Linked DNA regions of Homo sapiens: region 2 is linked to region 1. The links are chromatin loops, found by intact Hi-C in ENCODE. Cell type or tissue: natural killer cell. All regions are shown on one strand. Links, peaks and the distances in the headings refer to the core of each region. The heading gives the core; the rest is flanking DNA.

Region 1 (10,178 bases), core at 2,582-7,581:
ACAGACCTCCTGGGGACATGCTGAGAGGCACATGAACAAAAACCTCTACACTGTATAATAAAGAGGTACAAACTTCTACAAATGGCAGGTAACACTGGTTTAAGAAAAATGCTGCATTGCCAAAGCAAAGGAAGAACTGAAACTATGAGGAGACATTGTCCAAACCTAAGTGCAAAGCCCTTGGGATGGAGGCGATCCTGACTCTTGAGGCCTTTTCTTCCTGTCCTGACCCTCCTGGGCACGCTTTGCTCCCCCATGATATTGAGGAATAGGTCAGAAACCAGGGGCTTTCAGGGGAACAGTATGGTTTGTGGTAAGGTGAGATAGGGATTGGAACATGAAGAAAGGGGGGCTGAGTGCCCATGTCTCTCAGCACAACCTGCCTCCTTGGTTATTTTGCACCAAGAGGGGGACAAAGCTGACATACTGGCCCCTCAGTCTCTGCAAGTCAACACTGTGTGGAATCTCAGGGGTCAGACCCCAGAACTTCGGGCTTTTACGAACATAGCTCCCTGGACAGGGCACTCTACTCCTCACCTCCCAGGGTTGGCATTGTCACTCTCCTGGTCTGGTCACCAGGTATGGTCTCCATTAGGGATCACAGGTCCTCAGAACCAGCCCTGTGCAGTTCAGCTGTGTTCCCACAGCTCTCTGAGAACTGAGTCTCTGTTGATGGGTCATTTGGCCAGCCTGTGCTAATGGGTGAGTAGAGTTTCGTGCTCACTGGGTAAGGTCAGAAATATCAGAGAACTTTGGATGTTGATGTGGGAAGAGAACTTAAGTCACCTCCCGCAATCCTCACTTTAACCATAAAACAAGCATCATGCCCCCAACCTTCATCTCCTGACCCCCAGGCTGCTGCTCTTTCCATGAGGTGGTGAACTTGTCAGTGGGAGGCACAGGTGCTAGGGTGCTAATGGCAAAGTCCATGCTGATGGGCTCCAGTGGAAAACCAGGGCCTCCATGCTAGCGAGGAGCCCTAGTGATGCAAACACAGTCCTGATGGATGCTACCATGCCACTCAGAGAGGGAAAGAATGAATGTGTCAATGCACCGCAGCAGAGACAATGCTGGGGGAGGCGGGCGGAGAAAGTCCCTACGTAATTTAATGCAGTACAACGAGGGCTTTTGGAGTTGATACCCTTCCCTTTGTTAATATCAATATAATTCTCTTAGTAGAAATTCCAGTTTCTATGACAGTATGAGAATGTCTCATGGCCATGAGTCATGCTTACAGGCAAAGGGGCTTTGCAACCATCTCTGATCACTCTAGCCTGGCAGTCTGCCTATGCCCTGAAATGTGCTCCACCACTCAGAGACAGAAATCATTGCCTATTCTCCAGACTGAATGAACTCCTAAAGCCTTTTTTCCCATAGAGATGCTAAACTCAGAAAGGATAAGACCTAAAAGTTGGAGAAGCTGGGAGGTGGCTGGGCCCCAGCATGGTGTGTGCACATGCGTTCTCTGGATGGAGGCAGAGCGGGCTCTGAGAGCAGACAGGCAGGCTCTGGAGTGGCCTTTTCAGGAAAGCCAGTGTCTCTGCTCTACTTTCTGACCTTCAGGACCCACTGATTCTGGGTTCAGCGTGGGACTGAGGAATGGGTGTCCCATGAGGTTGGATATTCCCTAAGGTAGTGGGGCTGGGAGCTGGGATCAGGATTAACAGGACACCATGCAAGAAAGAGAGAGGAAAGAGGGAAGAGCAGTGAGACAGAAAGAGGCACAAACTGACAGTGGGAGAGTGAAGTACAGGGTTTAGGGAGCAAAGGAGAGGCAGGAAAAGGAGAAGAACAGGGAGACTTTCTGTAGCTAGAAGGGACTTCTCTCTTCACTTCTCTAATGAGTCTGTACCCAGCAGATCAAGATTATGTAGCTCAGACCTACCATGTGTGTTGCTCAAGAAGCCATGATCACCTAGGTTACAGTTCACACTTCTTGGCCTGAAATTGACAGCTTTTATATCAGGCTGCAAACTTTCTTCACAGCCCCCTTGCTTCTATTCTGCTACCTTATGAGACTCGCAGCAAGGCGCTTGGGGTAGACAGACTCCATCTCTGATTCTACTTTCATTCTCTGAGTAACACTGGTTGAGTTCCTCATCTTCCTGAGCCTTATTTTTACTTCTTTAGACATGGACATGATAATTTCTACTTCCTACTGTTGCTGTAAGCATTAAATGAGAAGAAGATATAAAACCCAGGGCTGAGCCAGAAAGAATTAAGTAAGCGGTAGCTGTATCTGCTCTATAAGGGGTACCCATTTACTTTTTCTTACCCAGGCAATGCTTGTTTTTACCTTAAAGCCATTCACACTATTTCCTTCCACCTGTTTATTTGTCTGTCCCCAAAGTTCTCCACATTTCCAAATCCTCCCTTCCTTTAGTGCAAAATTCCTACATGACAACCTCCACAACTTGAGATTTTTTGATCCTCTGCTGTCTGTCAATCAGACAATGCCTCTTGGACTCCATTTCTCCATGTGTGCTGGTTTCATTTCCTCAGCAACATGGGAAGACATTTGTACAGATGGAGCCAGGTTGGTTTCTTCTTCTTTTTCCCCTTACTCCATCCTCTGCCACATGACAGATACATCAGAGATTTTAAACCTTACTTGGAGTTCATGTAAATGGCCCAGTCATTCTGATGGTCCCCAGGGGTGCTAGTTTATAGTATTAGCTCCTTTTCAGACTTACTGTGTATTAGACCAGTGGTTCTCAAAATGTGGGCCATGGATCAGCAGCATCAGTATGAACCGGAAACTTGTTAGGAAATATGGGCTCCATCCTTAACTCATGGAATCAGAAACTCTGGGGGCGGAGTCCAGCAATCTAAGTTTCAGTAAAACCCCCAAGTGAGTCTGATGCCTGCTAAAGTTTGAGAACCACTGAGCTAAAGCTTTGTCTGTTAAAGGACTCTCACCTATGATTAAATCAGCTGAAATGGAGATCATAAGAGAGTTTTTAAAAGCACATCTGAAATGTAAAATTTTAGGTGAGAAAAGTCAACATAAGACCCTCTCATCTAAGATCATCCTAGAAGAAACAAAATGGAGAGGTGCTGTGGGCCATCAGGAAACAGCCTAAATGTCCCTGAAAGTTGAGATGCCTCAGAAATAAACCTCCAACTTTTATTTGTAGCTGGGCACAGGCCCCAATTCCACTAGTCATGGCAGTGGCCCAACTTCAACAGTGCAAATGATACAGCAATGTCCAAGAGCAGTGGTTCTCAAAGTGAGGTCCCCAGACCAGTGGCATCATGGGAATTGTCAGAAATGCTATTTTCAGGCTCCATTCAAAACCTACTAGTTCAGAAATTCCAGGGATGTTGCCTAGCCATTTGTATTTTAATAAACTCTTTAGGTGATTCTGATGCAGGCTAAGGCTTGAAAACCTCTGTGCTAGCCACTGGGAATTCATCCTTTACGTGCACTTTTCCATTTAATTCAGACTGGATAGTTTAAATTGTTCCCACCTTAAGATGAAGGAAATTAGGCTCAAGTTTGAGTAAGGACACTTAGCTAGTCAGTGGCCCAGTAGAAACTGGAACTCAGTTCTGTCTAACTCCAGAACCCCAGTGAGAATATGGAGGACGTATTTTGGGTATATGTGATCACTGATGGACTGAGTAGTTAAAAATGTATGTGGGAGAACTTCAGGGCAGGATGAAGAAGGAAAGTTAGAGAAAGGCAAATAGAGCAGTCTCTGCTATTTTAATGGATGATATTCAAGCCTGGGATCTGTAGCAAGTTAAACCTATAGAGGTCATCTTTTTACAAGATGTGGCCAAGATAACAGGCAACAGACCACGTCAAAGAAACCTTCCAGTGGACCCCCAGCATTTAAGGACTTGATTTGTTTGTTTGTTTGTTTGTTTGTTTTGAGGCAGAGTCTTGCTCTGTCACCCAGGCTGGAGTGCAATGGCGTGGTCTCAGCTCACTGCAACCTCTGCCTCCCAGATTCAAGCAATTCTCTTGCCTCAGCCTCCCAAGTAGCTGGGATTACAGGCACCCACCACCATGCCCAGCTAATTTTTTGTATTTTCAGTAGAGACGGGGTTTCACCATGTTGGCCAGGCTGGTCTCAAACTCCTGATCTCATGATCCACCCACCTCAGCATCCCAAAGTGCTAGGATTACAGGTGTGAGCCACGGTGCCCAGCCAAGGGCTTGAATTGTTAACTCTTCACTTGAGCTATTAATATTTGATTTGTATTCAGCTCCTTTGACTTCCTTCTCAGTATCTCCCTGTGAGTTATTTTCCCCTTACCTAGCCACTGTCCTGATGGAAAACCTTTACCTCTGAGAGAGGAATGACAGCTCCAGACCAATGGGGTGCATGTTTTACTGAGGGGACTTTCAGCCCTTTCAGATCACACAGGATAAGACAGTTATCTACCCTCTCTGAGAACAGAGCTTGCTGCTATAGCAGCCCTGGGTCTTGTGGTTTCCTTTCACACACTGAAGTTATTTTTCACACTTCACAAAACACCTAGAAACCAAATGCCTCTCAACACTCAGGGAGATGAAACTCAGGAAGGACAGCAAGTGAAAATGAAAAGATATTATGGGAGAGTTTTTGGAGAGGAAATGGGGTAGGGGCTGACAGGGTTATGAGCAAAGGAAACAGAATGGGCTGGTGACCCAGTGGGTTCACCTCAAAGTTTACAGCCAGGGTTCCTCTATGCTCTCTTTGACTCACTTGTTCTGTTTCCATGCACTGAGAGGGTGCAGTTCGTGGGAGGCAGAGCAAGTGGAGGAGGACCACAATTAAAGCGACCAAAATTCAGATTATGTAAAGCCTGATGAGGGAGAAGGTTTTGAATTCATAATTCACACAGCCCACAATTACACATATCTGACTGTGACATACCTAGATTCAAGCCTGGAGTGTTTTTCCATTTTCCATAATAAAACATTCAGGATCCAAACTTAATTATGAGTTTCTGTAAAAAATCATCTGCTAAAATCTCCAGCCTCATTTCTACACAATGTGACTTCCCACCTTGAGGATCTAGCCATCCTTGGCTTTCTTTGATTAACTGAGAGTTCCATGTCTTCACTTACCTTGGAATATGCTTTATCTTCTTCCTGGAAATACTTCTAATCTCTTTCCCTAACTTCTACTCACTATTCAATTTCAGCTTAAACAATGTTGATTTTTCTAAGAAGTCTTTTCCAACTACTCCTACTATTAGTTTAGCAGATCCTCTATACACTCTTAAAACATCCTAGTGTTCTCCTTAATAACATTCATTATCCTACTGTTTTTGTTAACTGTCATGTTTGCCTGAGAAAGGAGGTAGTGATAGGGAAAAGGTGGTGATGGTAAAAATAGAAGAGGGAGGTTTTATAGGATGGCACAGAAGAAAATAAAATATTTGATTGGTTACAGTTATACAGTTACCTTATTTGGTCTACCCTGTTGTAAAGTCCATAGTTTTGTTTGCTGGCTACTTCTAATTAGTTGAGCTTAAGTTCTGCTTTTATTTAATATTAAACATTTACAAGAAATAGCTCAAATTAAGACTTGCTTATCTTTGCAAATCAAGCAAGGTTGAGGTCATTTGTAAGGCCTAACTGCTTTTGTCTGCTCAGGTATTCTCCGGGTCTGGTCTCCATTTTAATTTACTTTAACAAAAAGAGACGAGACCCTCAAACCAGGTCCAGCTAGAACTAGCACAATTGAAGACAGAATTGCTCTGTCTTAGAAATGGATAAGATTACTTAGGAATATCAAGGCAAAAATCCTGAATTAGCTATTAACAAATAGAATCAAGCAACACCTTGTGTGATTAAGATTTGTCTAAGTATGCAAAGAAGTCAATATTAGGAAATACTAGGAAATATTTTTATACAATTTAATGTATTACAAAGCTATGGAGCAACATAATCTGATCACCTCCTTAGCTGTTGAAAAGTAATTTGGTAAAATTAAATGTCTAATAATTGGTTCTTTTTCCCCATAAGAAAATTTTCCATCTCAACCTCAAAGTCTGCATCTAGTTTAATGGTAAACATTGAGATATTGCCACAAAAGTTAAGAACAAGCTAAGGAAGCCTACTATCATTGTGATTACTTATTTAACATTCTCTTAGATACTAGCCACAATAAATTAACAGTGAAAGAAATTAGAAGTTGTTTTATAAAAAATTCAAAAAAAGAAGATAAATTATCATTTTTGGCCCCATAAAGAACTTTTACAAATCAATATCAAAATTATTCCCATCAGAATTGAAACATGGGCAATAAATATGTAAGAGATATCAATAAAAAATATAGTTCTTTCTTTAATAAATAGACATATGACAAATGACTCAATCATATTCCCATTGAGTAATGTATATGAAAATCACACTAACATCATCTTTCACCTATCAGTTTGGCAAAGATAAAATTATGAGAAATCAATATGGGAAACTAATAAAATGCTGGTGAAACTAATTTGACTAAAATTTTTATTGTAAGCAATTCAGTAATATCTTTCAAAATTACAAATGCATGTACCAATTGTATAGCAATTCTCCTTGTAGGAACCCACTCAGGTGATTTGATTATCTGTTGCTGCATAAGAAACTACTCCAAAACTCAGTGGCTTAAAACAACGTGTTTTTGTGTGTCAAGAATTTGGGCAGAGCACACTGGGTACAACTTGACTTCACTCCTTGCAGACTGGGCCTCAGTTGGAGTGGCTCAAATGGCTCTAGATGGGGTGGGGGACAGATCAATGAGGGCCACATGTGGGAGCCTCTCGTTGTCAACTGTGTCCCTAGCTTCTTCTCCACGTTGCACCTGCTGAGCCTAGAATATCCCAAATCGCTTCTACCCTCCTTCACCAAGGTAACAGACTCTTTTCCTGGTGGTTTTACTTTCCCAGGTTTATCATAGAATTGTAAAGTCAACAGAACTTAAAGGTACTATTGGTCAGCTTTATTCCCTGTTTGACTCATAATAGCCAGGAAAACAGATTGTGTGTGAGAAGCAGGTTCTCAGATGCTCAGAGATCTTTATAAAGCCCTGACTCACCCACAACTCTTTGCCTTCATGGCCTGCTGAGTCTTTTACAATGCCACCCCATTACATCTCACAGTAGAGGAATCCCTTGCTCCGAATGTCATACATCCCAAAAAAAGTTACATAGCAAAATTCCACAATAGGGGTTCTATATTTCATCATTTAAAGGGGAAAAGCTGCAGTACATTTCTAGCCCATCCAAAAACCCCAACAATTTCCTCCAGATATCACTAAAACACTTTTAAACAATCAAAGCAATATAATAAAAATCACCAATGATTTCTGCAAAATGTAAGGCCATTAAATGCCAATCAGCTAATTGTTTAGCTGATTATTTGCCAGTGATTTAACACTACACTCATATCTGTCTGCAGTAAGCAATGATATAAATGCAAACATTCTTTTCTACTACACTTCTACAAGCATTCAGAAAAATTGATTAAATACAAAAATAGGTTCATATAGATAACAAAATCAAATTTCACTCACAAATTTAAAAAAGGATTATTTACTAATTAGAATTGCCTAAATGAGGTTTAGAGGAGAGGAGAGGGAGACCGGAGTCCTCACGGTGGCTGTTCAGCGGGGTGAGTGTGTGGGATGAGCTGATAAAGGAGGAGGTGGAATTGTTCACTCCTGGGGTTTGTCCATATCCAGTTCCAAGGGACTGGGAACTGTCTTTATGGCATTTGACCCTCCAGAAGGAGATGACTGTGGCCTGTTGTCTGAAATCATAGTCAAAGCAATGTGATGGGAAAAACTCAAAATGGCCATGTCTTTGTGTTTCCTCTGCTTGAAAGCATACGGACCCCTGGGTAATAATGTAACACTGTGCTTGAGATTGCATCATATAGTGGAATGCTTCTGTTGATGACTTTTGTATGATTTTAAAGTTTCTTTTATTATTATTATTATACTTTAAATTCTGGGATACATGTGCACAACGTGCAGGTTTGTCACATAGGTATACACGTGCCATGCTGATTTGCTGCACCCATCAACCCGTCATCTACATTAGGTACTTCTCCTAATGCTATCCCTCCCCTAGCCCCCCACCCCGCAACAGGCCCCAGTGTGTGATGTTCCCCTCCCTGTGGCCATGTGTTCTCTTTGTTCAACTCCCACTTATGAGTGAGAACATGCGGGGTTTGGTTTTCTATTCCTGTGTCAGTTTGCTGAGAATGATTATTTCCAGCTTCATCAACATCCCTGTAAAGAGCATGAACTCATCCTTTTTATGGCTGTATAGTATTCCGTGGTGTATATGTGCTGCATTTTCTTTATCCAGTCTATTATTGATGGGCATTTGTGTTGGTTCCAAGTCTTTGCTATTGTGAACAATGCTGCAATAAACATGTGTGTGCATGTGTCTTTATAGTAGAAAGATTTATAATCCTTTGGGTATATACCCAGTAATGGGATTGCTGGGTCAAATGATATTTCTGGTTCTAGATCCTTGAGGAATCGCTACACTGTCTTCCACAATGATTGAACTAATTTACACTTGCACCAACAGTGTAAAAGCGTTCCTATTTCTCCACATCCTCTCCAGCATCTGTTGTTTCCTGACTTTTTAATGATCATCATTCTAACTGGCGTGAGATGGCATCTCATTGTGGCTTTGATTTGCATTTCTCTAATGACCAGTGATGATGAGCTTTTTTTCATGTTTGTTGGCTGCATAAATGTCTTATTTTGAGAAGTGTTTGTTCATATCCTTTGCCCACTTTTTGATGGGGTTGTTTTTTTCTTGTAAATTTGTTTAAGTTCTTTGTAGATTCTGGGTATTAGCCCTTTCTCAGATGGATAGATTGCAAAAATTTTTAAATTCAAAAATGTACTCAATTAATCTTTAAGATTATTCTGCAAGATTGACTCCTTCTTGCAACTCTGAGCATTGGTTTGAACTGAATTCTCTGGCAGTAAGTCCTTTGCTATGTAAGGCTCATAGCTCTTCACATTCTTCACTGTACATGTCACCAATTCAGACCTCTTCAAAAAGATCCAAAAAAAAAAAAGATCCAAGAAGGGTTTTTCTGTTGGTGATGTTGGTGTTGGTGTTGTTATTGTGTTGCTTTGCAGTCATCACTTCATGAAACTTTGGAAATCAGCAATAAATTGTCCCTTTCTCATAGAAGAACTTTCACTTAATAATGTGGAGAAAATGATTCCAACAATTAAAAACCAATTTAGACAACGTGGGAACAAGACAGGATCTTGTCAGGAAACAACTGAGATATGACTGCAGTTTACTTCACTTTCACCCTACAGACTCAAGGGCAATATCCATGTTTTACTGGTGTACACAACCAGATTTGCTTCAGTGGAGTTTCAATTCAAATAATGAATTTTGGGTGAAATCAATTGAAAGTTATTTATGGCAAATATTTAAATTTGGGGAGTTTAAATAGTGAGGGAGAGCTTGAAGTTAAACATCTCCTGAATTCTTAATTATTCCAAAATATAATGATGAATTGAAAACTGCCTAGTAAGTCAGGAAGCTAAACAAGCCTAAAAGAAGTCACTGCAATTTTTTTTTTTTTACGAAATTTTCCTGGACTAAATTCTTTTTCTTTTCGTTTTTTATTATTATTATTGTACTCTAAGTTTTACAGTACATGTGCACAACGTGCAGGTTTGTTACATAAGTATACATATGCCATGTTGGTGTGCTGCACCCATTAACTCATCATTTAGCATTAAGTATATCACATAATGCCATCCCTCCCCCCTTCCCCCACCCCACATCAGTCTCCGGTGTGTGATGTTCCCCTTCCTGTGTCCATGTGTTCTCATTCTTCAATTCCCACCTCTAAGTGAGAACATGCGGTGTTTGGTTTTTTGTCCTTGCAATAGTTTGCTGAGAATGATGGTTTCCAGCTTCATCCATGTCCCTACAAAGGACATGAACTCATCATTTTTTATGGCTGCATAGTATTCCATGGTGTATATGTGCCACATTTTCTTAAAGGACCAGTCTATCATTGCTGGACATTTGGGTTCGTTCCAAGTTTTGCTATTGTGAATAGTGCTGCAATAAACATACGTGTGCATGTGTCTTTATAGCAGCATGATTTATAATACTTTGGGTATATACCCAGTAATGGGATGGCTGGGTCAAATGGCATTTCTAGTTCTAGATACCTGAGGAGTCGCCACATTGACTTC
Region 2 (10,178 bases), core at 1,584-6,583, 190 kb before region 1:
ACTGGGAAGAGTGCGACCGGGAACTCTATCCTGGGGAGCCTCGTCTTCACCTCTCGGCTCCGGGCCCAGCCAGTCACCAAGACCAGCCAGAGTGGCAGGAGGACATGGGACGGACAGGAGGTGGTGGTTGTGGACACTCCTTCCTTCAACCAGATGCTGGATGTCGAAAAGGACCCATCCCGGTTAGAAGAGGAGGTCAAGCGCTGTTTGTCCTGCTGTGAAAAAGGGGACACATTTTTTGTCCTGGTGTTCCAGCTGGGACGATTCACTGAAGAGGACAAAACAGCTGTGGCGAAACTGGAGGCCATCTTTGGAGCAGACTTTACGAAATACGCGATTATGCTGTTCACCCGGAAGGAAGACCTAGGGGCGGGGAATTTGGAAGACTTCATGAAGAACTCAGATAACAAAGCCCTTCGGCGCATTTTTAAAAAGTGTGGGCGGCGAGTTTGTGCTTTTAACAACAAAGAAACAGGCCAGGCCCAGGAAACCCAGGTGAAAGCTCTTTTAACAAAGGTCAATGATCTGAGAAAAGAAAGTGGGTGGTCCGGGTATCCCCATACACAGGAGAACGTCAGCAAACTAATTAAAAATGTCCAGGAAATGTCCCAAGCCGAAAAACTCCTTAAAAATTTAATAGGTATTTTACAATAGGTAGCCGAAGTGCCTGGGGTCTCTTCAATTAGAGACACCCTCAGGTTGGGGGGAGGGGCGGGGCATGGTACAACCTGTGGGAAGGGAAGCGGGTTCATGGCTTTGAGGGCCTGAGAGGCAAATGCATCCCGCCTTGTGATGTATCAGCTATTTGTAGATAAATAAATTGCAGGTGGGGGCGAATAGTAGGGTATTATAAAGGAGAAAGAAGATACAAGGTGGGGAAATCTGGAAAAAGATTTCAGACATTAGGCTGATAATAAGTGGTAGAATCAAGTCACAAGAATCACCTCACTTGTGTAGGTAGGTTGGAATCAGGATAGACACTGTGATCAAGGCTGAGGCCACCTGGGATGAGAATATAGATAGTCGTACAACAACCCAGGGGATCCAGATACATGAGACCAGGGCAGCGTTCAGCACACTCCTGGGCATGGCGGAAGCAGGAAGCAGACTCCAGAGGGCCTCCCTGTTGTCCAGGGCCGTTGGCTCCCTGAGCTCTCCTGTCTCCTTTGGGATGCGACTTAGGGCTAGAGTGTTCTTTTCTTCACACGTTAGCCATTCCTTACGGCTCTTCACGTTCCACGCCTAGATGTGAAGTGGGACATAGTCTTCCATTGCTGGCTGTCCCTGAGGAAACAGACATGAGTCTTGGAGGTTCTGAATGATTTTATTGCTAATTATCACAGTGACATAGACTAGAACAGAAATTAGAAGCATAGTAAGATTGCCAAAATCAGAGAATCTTGCAAAGTTCTGTAATTCTAAGTGTTGTTCTAGATTTCCTCTAGAGAAGGTTATTAGAATCTCCATTGCGTTTCTCTTTCTCCTTCTCTTTCCCTTGAGGTTAGGAAACAGGTTAAAACTCAGAGAACTCCAATAATAATGGTTTAAAAACATCAGGGGCTTCCTGTATCTCCTGTCAGGAAGCCGAGGAATAAGCAGGCTGGGGCTGGTGGGCGTCAACATCCCAGTTTTGTTCTATCTTTCTGTCCCACCTGCACTGGGATGTGGCTTCTACACTCGAATTTGCTTCTTGGTTTCAAGACAGTGGTGTTCTTTCCATAGCTGAGCAGATTATTTTGAGAGGTGGGTGATATGTGAGAGAGAAATCTGGAACCTTCTTCTGGGTAGATACAGGATAAGATAGATACAGGGTAAAATGTTGAGCACTTTGTACATGCTTTGAGAGCATAATCTTTGTCATCTGTTTTTTTCCCCTAGACAATATCAGGTTACCGTCAACATTAATCCATTTAAAAGGACATGGACTGTTGCCATTAATACTTTTGGATTCCATATAACCCTTAACACAATAACTTCTAGAAAATGTGTGTGCCGTAGACACAAAGAAGGGAACAATAGACACCAGGGTATACTTGAGGGTGGAGGGTGGCAGGAGGGTGAAGATTGAAAAGCTGCCTATTGCGTGTTATGCTGGTTTCCTGGGTGACAAAATTACCTGTACACCACACCCCTGTGACACACAACTTACTCATGTAACAAACCTGTGCATGTACCCCTTGAACCTGAAATAAAAATTGGAAAGTAAAAAAAAGTGTGTAAATATATTTAGTTGAATCAAATAATAAAGATGAATCATTATGAATTCACATTCTCTTTCTGATTTCTATTTTTGTGATTTAGGGAAGCAGCATACCTTCATGAAGAGACAATTGAGATGTTTAGATACCTTGACTCAGGCGAGGTTTTTGTATCTTTGGTGCCTGAGGACCTTCATTTAGACTGGGTGACAGCCATTTGTGTGGCAGGTCCCTGACAGCTCAGTTATCTTTCACTCTGGACATCTAAGTATAGCAAGGACAAATAAATGTAACCAGTATTAGAACCAGAAACATGGGAGGAATAAGGTCTGAAAGGCATTTTGTGCTTCTTCCCTGAGCTTCCCTTCTGCCTGAAGGCAGAAACAAATCCCAGTGTGCTACCTATGGCTGAGCAGGTGACACTGGGAGCTGCACAAGGTGGGTGATGTGTGGGCTAAGCAATGTGGCATCCTCTCACAGGTTGGCTCTAACATACCTTGCTGTTTTCCTTCAGGTCCAAGTCTGAACGGGGCAACAATACTGCTGTGTCAGTTTCTCTGAGAAATACATGCCGAGAAAGAGTTAGGAGCACAAGAGGTTTATGGGGAAAGCTCATGAAAGACAAAAGAGGGAAGAAGCCAAATTGGGCAGGGAAAGCCTTCAGACTGTCATTTAGACTGGACACTTGCAAGAGAAAAGTGGGGAGGAGCTGAGTTGGGCAGGAAGAGCCTGGCAAAGCCCAGGCCAACTCAATAGGGAATTCTGGGGCAAAGACAGATTAATAGCCAAGTCCTGCATTGGACAGACACTAGGAGCTCTGCTGTGCTCCGCTTTAGGCTGGGGACTGGCTGGAGAAAGCATGGCTTCAGCTCAGAAGCTCAGATGGGACCTGACAGTGTTGCAGCTGGAGCTGAATGGCAAGTTTCTTCTTGAAGTGAAAGCCTTCAAGAGTGGCATCCCTTCCTCACTGCCATAATTGGCGGACATCCTCCATGTCTCACTGAAGACCCTCCTTGAGCTGGAAGTCCAGAACTGATATTCTACTCTCTCAAACATATGTGTCTTACCAAGGCCACTATCATGCTGGCCACCTATTGCTTGTCCTGCCTCTCCAATGTGACATCATTGAGGTAATGTGCTAGTTCTCAACTGGAAACAATTTTGCCCTGTAGAAGACATTTGGCAATTCCTGGAGAAATTTTCTTTTTCTTTTTTTGGAGACGGAGTCTTCCTCAGTCACCCAGGCTGGAGCGCAGTGGTGTGATCTGGGGTCACAGCAAGCTCCGCCTCCCAGGTTCATGCTATTCTCCTGCCTCGGGCTGCCGAGTAGCTGGGACAACAGGCGCCCACCACCACGCCCGGCTAATTTTTTTTAAAAATTACTTTTAGTAGAGATGGGGTTTCACTGTGTTAGCCAGGATGGTCTTGATCTCCTGACCTCGTGATCTGCCCGCCTTGGCCCCTCAAAGTGCTGGGATTACAGGCGTGAGCCACCACACCCAGCCTCCTGGAGAATTTTTTAGTTGCCACAACAGGGAGTGGGTGCTACTGGTATGTGGTAAATAGAATCCAGGGATGCTACTGAACATCCTAAGATGCACACGACAGTCCCCCACAACAGAGTTATCTGGACCAAAATGTCAATAGTCCCAAGGCTGAGAGACCCTGATACAGTGGACCAATGTGATAGACTGCAGGATGTACAGATGATCCAGACCTCTTTTGGTTAGAGAGTGGGAGAGGTAACTTCTAAGGAAATGTTTTTTGCCTATTTACAGTGCCTCTGTTTTGCTGATGCACTAAGAACATGCTTATTTTTCACAAAGGGTCATCCAGCACCCCCAGCCTCCTCTCCTTCCTCAGAGCAATCCTTTTCACTTCATTTCTCTCTTTTCCTGCACTGAGCAAGATTTACTGAAGAACAAGGCTTTTGTGATGAACTTAGCATAAAGAGTAAAAAAAAAAAAAATAGTTTCGTGATTCCATGACGACAGAAAGTCCCATAAAATTTGGCTAAATTTCTGCAAGGGAGTCAGCTAAGTTGCTGACATGATCTGTGAAGCCTGCCAGCAAGCTCACTTCCCTAGAAGAATCCCCAGGCCACTTGGCTATGAGCCTCTTCTCCTCCTCCCTCAAATGAAGCATCCACCTTTTCAGTAAAAACCCTCTCCTTCCTAGCTCATCCTTACATTAGCTTGTTCCATGGGCCCACTGGTCCAGCCTCTACCACTAGCACACTATCATCCTCCCTAGCAGATGAAGGCATCGGCAGGCCCACCTCCCGTTCTCCCATGAGAGGCAGCTTGATGTTCATGAGAAACCTCCGTGGCCTTCACTCTTGCACCTCTGTATTTCTGTGAATACACACAGGATGTGCTCAACAGACTGGTGTAAAATCTAGTTGTGAACAGCATGATCAGCATGATACATTTTCCTCTTCAGCTACAAACTTCCTGTTTATTGCTCTTCACTTCACATCGTCCTCATGTATGTTGGTGGGTGGTAGTGTGGCGGGCTTGCGTTTCCTGACCCACAGATTATAGGGCAGCGTGTAGGCTAGACTAAAAGGGGTCAAGCCAGGGCCAAGGTGTCATGCCTAAAAGACCCTCTGGGAATATACTTGTAATTTGTCCTTCAAAAATCATCAGTAACCTGAAGTTTAAAATGACATCATGTCGACAATAATTATGAATGTTTTCCTAGCTTGCAACCCACCTGCTCTTGCAGCACTATGGGCTGCCAGCAAGTTCCTGTTTCCCTCAATTTATTTCTGAGGTTTCCCAATGGATGAGTTACATTAGCTACCGAAAATTTCTGTCACTTGTCACGTGGTGTTTATCTTGGTTTTACTTTTGTCCTGATCCAAATCCTTCTCCACTGGGTGCTGCTTACTAGGCACTGTTAACTACAAAGCATGCCTTTCAATCCTGTTGGCCACCACAGCTTCAAGTCAACACTGCAAGGCCTACTGGGTATTGGAGCATGCGCTAAACACCTTTGGTCTTTCTTCTATTTGTGTTTTCACTGGGTAATGAGGTTCTCACGGGCACCACTTTTGGCTCCACTGGCTGTTCATCCCTTCCTTCCTGGGTTTCCTATTTTGCAAATGGTGCCATAATCTGTCTAGTTGTCCATGACAGAAGCCTTGACTCTTTCTTCCAACAAATAACAAAAGAGTTGTGTATTATAAAGGCTTCATGTCTCTCTGGAGCATCCACTTTTTTTTTTCCTTATCTCTACTCGAGTTATGGTCACCATCGTTTCTGGACTGGATTGTTGCAACTGTTTCTTTGGATTGAACCTGTTTCGAGGCTTGCTTCTCTCAAATTACCTTTCACACTGCAACCATAATGCTATATATTTATAAGACAAATATAATTGTGAGATGATGTCAGTGGGAATAGCAGAATAATGTCCTCCAAAAATCTCCACAAAGATAGAGAACACTGTCAAAAAATAGTCAGAATCAACTCTTTTTTTTTTTTTTTTTTTCAGAACTCTGGGTATCAACCCAACGCTTGAAGCAATATTGAGAGTGTTCATTCAAGAAAAATAGTAAGAATAGTGAGTTCTGTCATGTTTCAACTTGCCCCTTTCTCATTACCCCCAACTCTGTGGTAACCTTGAAAACCAAAAAACTAAAATCACTATGAAAACTAGCAGCCTGGAAGCCACTGAAGGGAGCTGAATGGAGTTAGAGCCCCTTAAAAGTCCCATTTCTAGAAAAATGTCATTATTTGACCTGTCCAGTGGTGCCCTGGGAGATCCCACTTGCAATTCAGGAATGGAAAACCAAATAGTGTATTTTCTCATTTCTTAGTGGGAGCTAAGCTATGAGGACGCAAAGGCACGAGAATGATATAATGGACTGAGGAACTGGGAGGGGGGCAGATTGGGAGGGGGATGAGGGATAAAAGACGACACTGGGTCCAGTGTACTCTGCTTGGGTGACGGGTGCACTAAAATCTCAGAGATCACCACTAGATAACTTATCCATGTAACCAAAAACCACCTGTACCCCAAAAACCATTGAAATAAAAATTAAAAAAGGAACAAGGTAATGAAAAAGAATAAATATAGTACTAATTTAAAAGAAAGAAAAATCCTGAGATCCTCCCCACTGTTTCTAAGAGTCCTCTTTTTCCTCAGCCTTTTCTCTACCTCCTCAGTCCTACAGAATTATGCACTGTTTCTTTGTTGGTGCAAGACTCCAAAAGCCTAAAATGTGGTGTTTTTACTGTTACTTTAAAAAAAAAAAAAAAACACCCTGGTATTCACACACACAATTATTCCTATTCGACTTTTTCTTTTTCCTGTTGTTTTAGTTTCAGGAACTTTTACTGGAGGTTCTGCAGAGAACATGCAGAGTCAGCATGCAGCCTTCCTTCCTGATTTTGATCACTCTTCCTTTTGCTCCTTCCTCTTTTAAAAAAGTGTAAGACGCTTTTATTTGTGTCTTGAGAGACTGTTCTTTAGTGGATAATAATATCTCTGTTTTAGTCTGTCAAGCTTTGGTTAAAAAAACTCATTCCTACCCCCTTCTACATTACATTGAAAGGTAGGAAAAGTCCATTTAATAAACATTTAAAAACCCCACATATTCAGAATATTGGATACATTATAAATGATCATCAAGTATGGGCATAAGAATGTTTAGAGTACCCCATCAGGTTTAACAAGAAGATATATTTATACTGATTTCTGGCATTCAATTTATGTTCTTTAAATACCTAAAAGACTCATTTCTAAATCTTCTAGCTCCTGGAGAAGGGCTATCTCTTTTTGAATTTTCTCCAGCTGCTTTTTTTCCTAGCTGTTTGCCGGTTGCTGCTTGTTATTTCAGTTGTTTGATTGTTTTCAGTTTCCTAGGTTCTCATGTTTTCCCCGCTATCTTAAAATCTCTTCATGTTGGCTGAGAGAAGATATTTTGGGGTGTGTTTCCTGTTTTGCAGTGACTGGCTTCATGCTTCCTTTGTTCTTAGGGGATGTTTTGGGAAATGGCTTGTTATTTGCCCTTGTAGTTTCATATTCTCTGCGGCCCCTCCTCATGTAGCTTAAGATCAATGACTTGTTCATTTCTTCTAAGTGGAGTTCTAAAAGTCATTGCAATATTGGCTCCTCACAGGGTACTTAGAACTGCTTAATAAGTTATTGATTTTATTGGAAATACTATGTCCAGAATTTTTCGCTAACGATTTCTGCATTTGATGGCATGATATTTTTGTGCAGGATAGAGCTAGTATAATGGAAAATCTCGCACCCATTATTAACACATAACCTGGGGGCACATGTAGTAGTTGTTGCAAGACAGGTTCAGTATACAAGTATCAGTCATGTATTACACCATATTAATAGAATGAAGGACAAAAATTGCATGATCATTTCACTGGATGCAGAAAAAACATTGTACAGCTCTTTATCTGGGCACCAAGCAAAGTATGTAAAATTTGAAGCCATAGGTTTGGAAATAAGTTTGTGGTTTTTAACATCCCACAATTTTTCCCCTTGATTTCCAAACCCCTACAGTAGTAATATGTATGAATACAGTGGTAATATGTATGAAGACTATAGTAGACTGTATTACAAGAGCCAGTTCCAAAGTCAAGTTTACAATCACACAGCAAGTAGAGAATTGCTGCTTTGACAAGAGTTTTCCTAGAGGGCCCAACTCATTATAAATGGGATCACTCTTCAGTATTTACATTATAGCATTTTATTTGTTGCAATATAGAAACAGGTTTGTTATTGACAGTAGGAAACTATGGTTTTGTCGACATCTGCATTACCTATTACCAACTCACTGATAGCTTTTAGATTGTATTTTAGTTCTCACTACTAATGTTACTTTGCCTCAAACCAGGAAACAGGTTCCTAGATCTCCCTACACCCATGTATACGTAGCCTGCCTGGGGCTTCCTTTTTCCATGTTATAAGCTGTCTGGAGTAGGCCTATTTTGGGCAGATTCCGGCTAATCTTTCCTCTTCAGGTTTACTTTTCTCAGTCTAATGTGGTATGGATGTTAGCTGAGTTGTACTGTGGGCTCATGCTACTCCATTTAGAAAGAAAATTTGGGAAGCCTCATTTTGAACTTTCATTCTTGTTGTGTTCTTCACTCCAACATCTTAGGGGGCTCTGTGTTTTGGATGAAAAGGTGATCATTTGCCCAACCGACTCCATTCTTTATGTATATATGCTATTTTTTTTTTTTTTGAGACGGAGTCTCGCTATGTTGGCCAGGCTGGAGTGCAGTGGCGCGATCTCGGCTCACTGCAAGCTCCGCCTCCCGGGTTCACGCCATTCTCCTGCCTCAGCCTCCCGAGTAGCTGGGACTACAGGCGCCCGCCAACACGCCCAGCTAATTTTTTGTATTTTTAGTAGAGACGGGGGTTTCACCGTGTTAGCCAGGATGGTCTCGATCTCCTGACCTCGTGATCTGCCCGCCTCAGGCTTCCAAAGTGCTGGGATTACAGGCGTGAGCCACCGCGCCTGGGGTATATATGCTATTATTCAGAGCTATGGAGGAAAGAAGGGGCTCATCGGCACGCTGAATCGAAACAGTAACACCTGGAATGTGAACGGTGGTTCGAAAAGTATTAACATGCTTACTTTTTGGAATTTCTAAGCACATGAACATGGCTAAATTCTGTTGGAGGCACCCGTCTGTCCTCAGGTGAAATTAAGATATGTTTGGTTATAAAAGAGATGCCAAGAGAAAAATAAAGGTAATATTCAGATTCAGATATTTTAAGAAAATGGCTTTGCATAAATCCAACAACATTGCAAGCCAAGATTTTGTCTAAGTATATCAACAGTCATGTCTGGTAGGGTAGGCAATCTGTTTTTCTGTTTCACTCCAAGAACATACCAAAATATTTCAATCACATCTATCTTCCCAAAAACTACTCTGATATTAGCTTAACATTACAAACGATTTCCCCTTTTAATGAATGAATGAATCACCTCTAGCTACTACTAACTCTTAGTACACAATTTTTAAAAACAGTCTCTGGGGCTTCTGATATTTGTTTTAAGTTTTAATCATTAATGGATGACTGTTTCTGAAAATCCACTTTTCCCCTTACATTTGTGAGATAAAATAAAAGAGACCGTAAACGTCAGATAAGGTTCAGCCAGAGAATTATATTCTGTACAAATAATGGTACAACAGCAATCTTTGGTTGTTGGGGCAGCTGCAACACAGCACAGATGTTACCTTCAACTTCCTTTGTAAAAAAATAAGTTTAAGTGTAAAAAATATATTATGACTTTATGATAAGGAAGGCTGGGGACTCTTTTCACATCTAATTTTTGAATAAATAATATATTTACATGATTCAAAAAACAAAAGAATATGAAAAGGCAAATTTAAGATGTCTTGATTCCACCTTGCCTGCCTGGTTCTCCCACAGTTTTCTGAAGTAACCATTGTTTCTTGGGTATACTTACATTGTTTCTTTCTAAAAATGTAAACAAATTGCAGTGCACGTTCTTAATTCCTTTCTTTCTTTCTTTTTTCGGATACAGAGTCCCCTCTGTCACCCAGGTTGGAGTGCTGTGGCATGATCGTAGCTCACTGCAGCCTTGAACTTCTGAGCTCATGGTCCTCCTGCCTCAGCCTCCAAGTAGCTAAGACTACCAGCAAGTGTCTTCATGCCCACCTGGTTAATTTTTTTTTTTTCAGAGATGGAGGCAGGGAGGGTCTCACTATACTGCCCAAGCTGGTCTTGAGCTCCTGTCTTCAAGCAATCCTTCCACCTCAGCCTCCCAAAGTGTTGGGATTATAGTTGAGCCCATGTGCCTGGCCATAGATTCTTAATTCCTTCTCTCTCTCTTTTTTTTTTTTTTTTAACATAAAAGGTAGCATACTGTTTATATATATGGCTCTATGTCTTGTTCTTTTCACTTAACAACATATCATGGGGATTGCTCCATCTCAGTATCTAGAGAGTCTCCTTATTTGTTTTATACAACGATATAGT

Evidence for each region. Peaks named below come from ENCODE experiments on the same cell type or tissue, not always from the same donor. Only the 100,000 strongest peaks of a DNase experiment are listed, where the experiment ranks them.
Region 2: it touches region 1 in a loop (7-fold over the local background); 2 of 110 quality-filtered maps call a loop at or near these places.

The regions. Positions count from the first base shown.
Region 1 is chr7:150,664,140-150,674,317 of GRCh38, forward strand. All of the region lies in intron 2 of LOC124901774 (a long non-coding RNA gene), which reads right to left. Among named protein-coding and RNA genes, the nearest start is that of GIMAP2, 16 kb to the right of the region's middle. RefSeq lists an enhancer at 1-165. In natural killer cell, for the core only: no CTCF peak of the experiment used is centred there; DNase peaks (open chromatin) are centred at 2,642, 2,832, 3,722 and 4,492; H3K27ac peaks cover 3,559 bases.
Region 2 is chr7:150,477,127-150,487,304 of GRCh38, forward strand. It overlaps GIMAP8 (GTPase, IMAP family member 8), which reads left to right. Exons shown (of 5, transcript NM_175571.4): 5 at 1-2,267. The coding sequence ends at 654. It also overlaps the pseudogene EIF2AP1. Among named protein-coding and RNA genes, the nearest start is that of GIMAP8, 32 kb to the left of the region's middle. RefSeq lists an enhancer at 1-968 and a silencer at 2,419-2,653. In natural killer cell, for the core only: no CTCF peak of the experiment used is centred there; DNase peaks (open chromatin) are centred at 1,747, 2,095, 4,625, 5,105 and 1 weaker place; H3K27ac peaks cover 4,594 bases.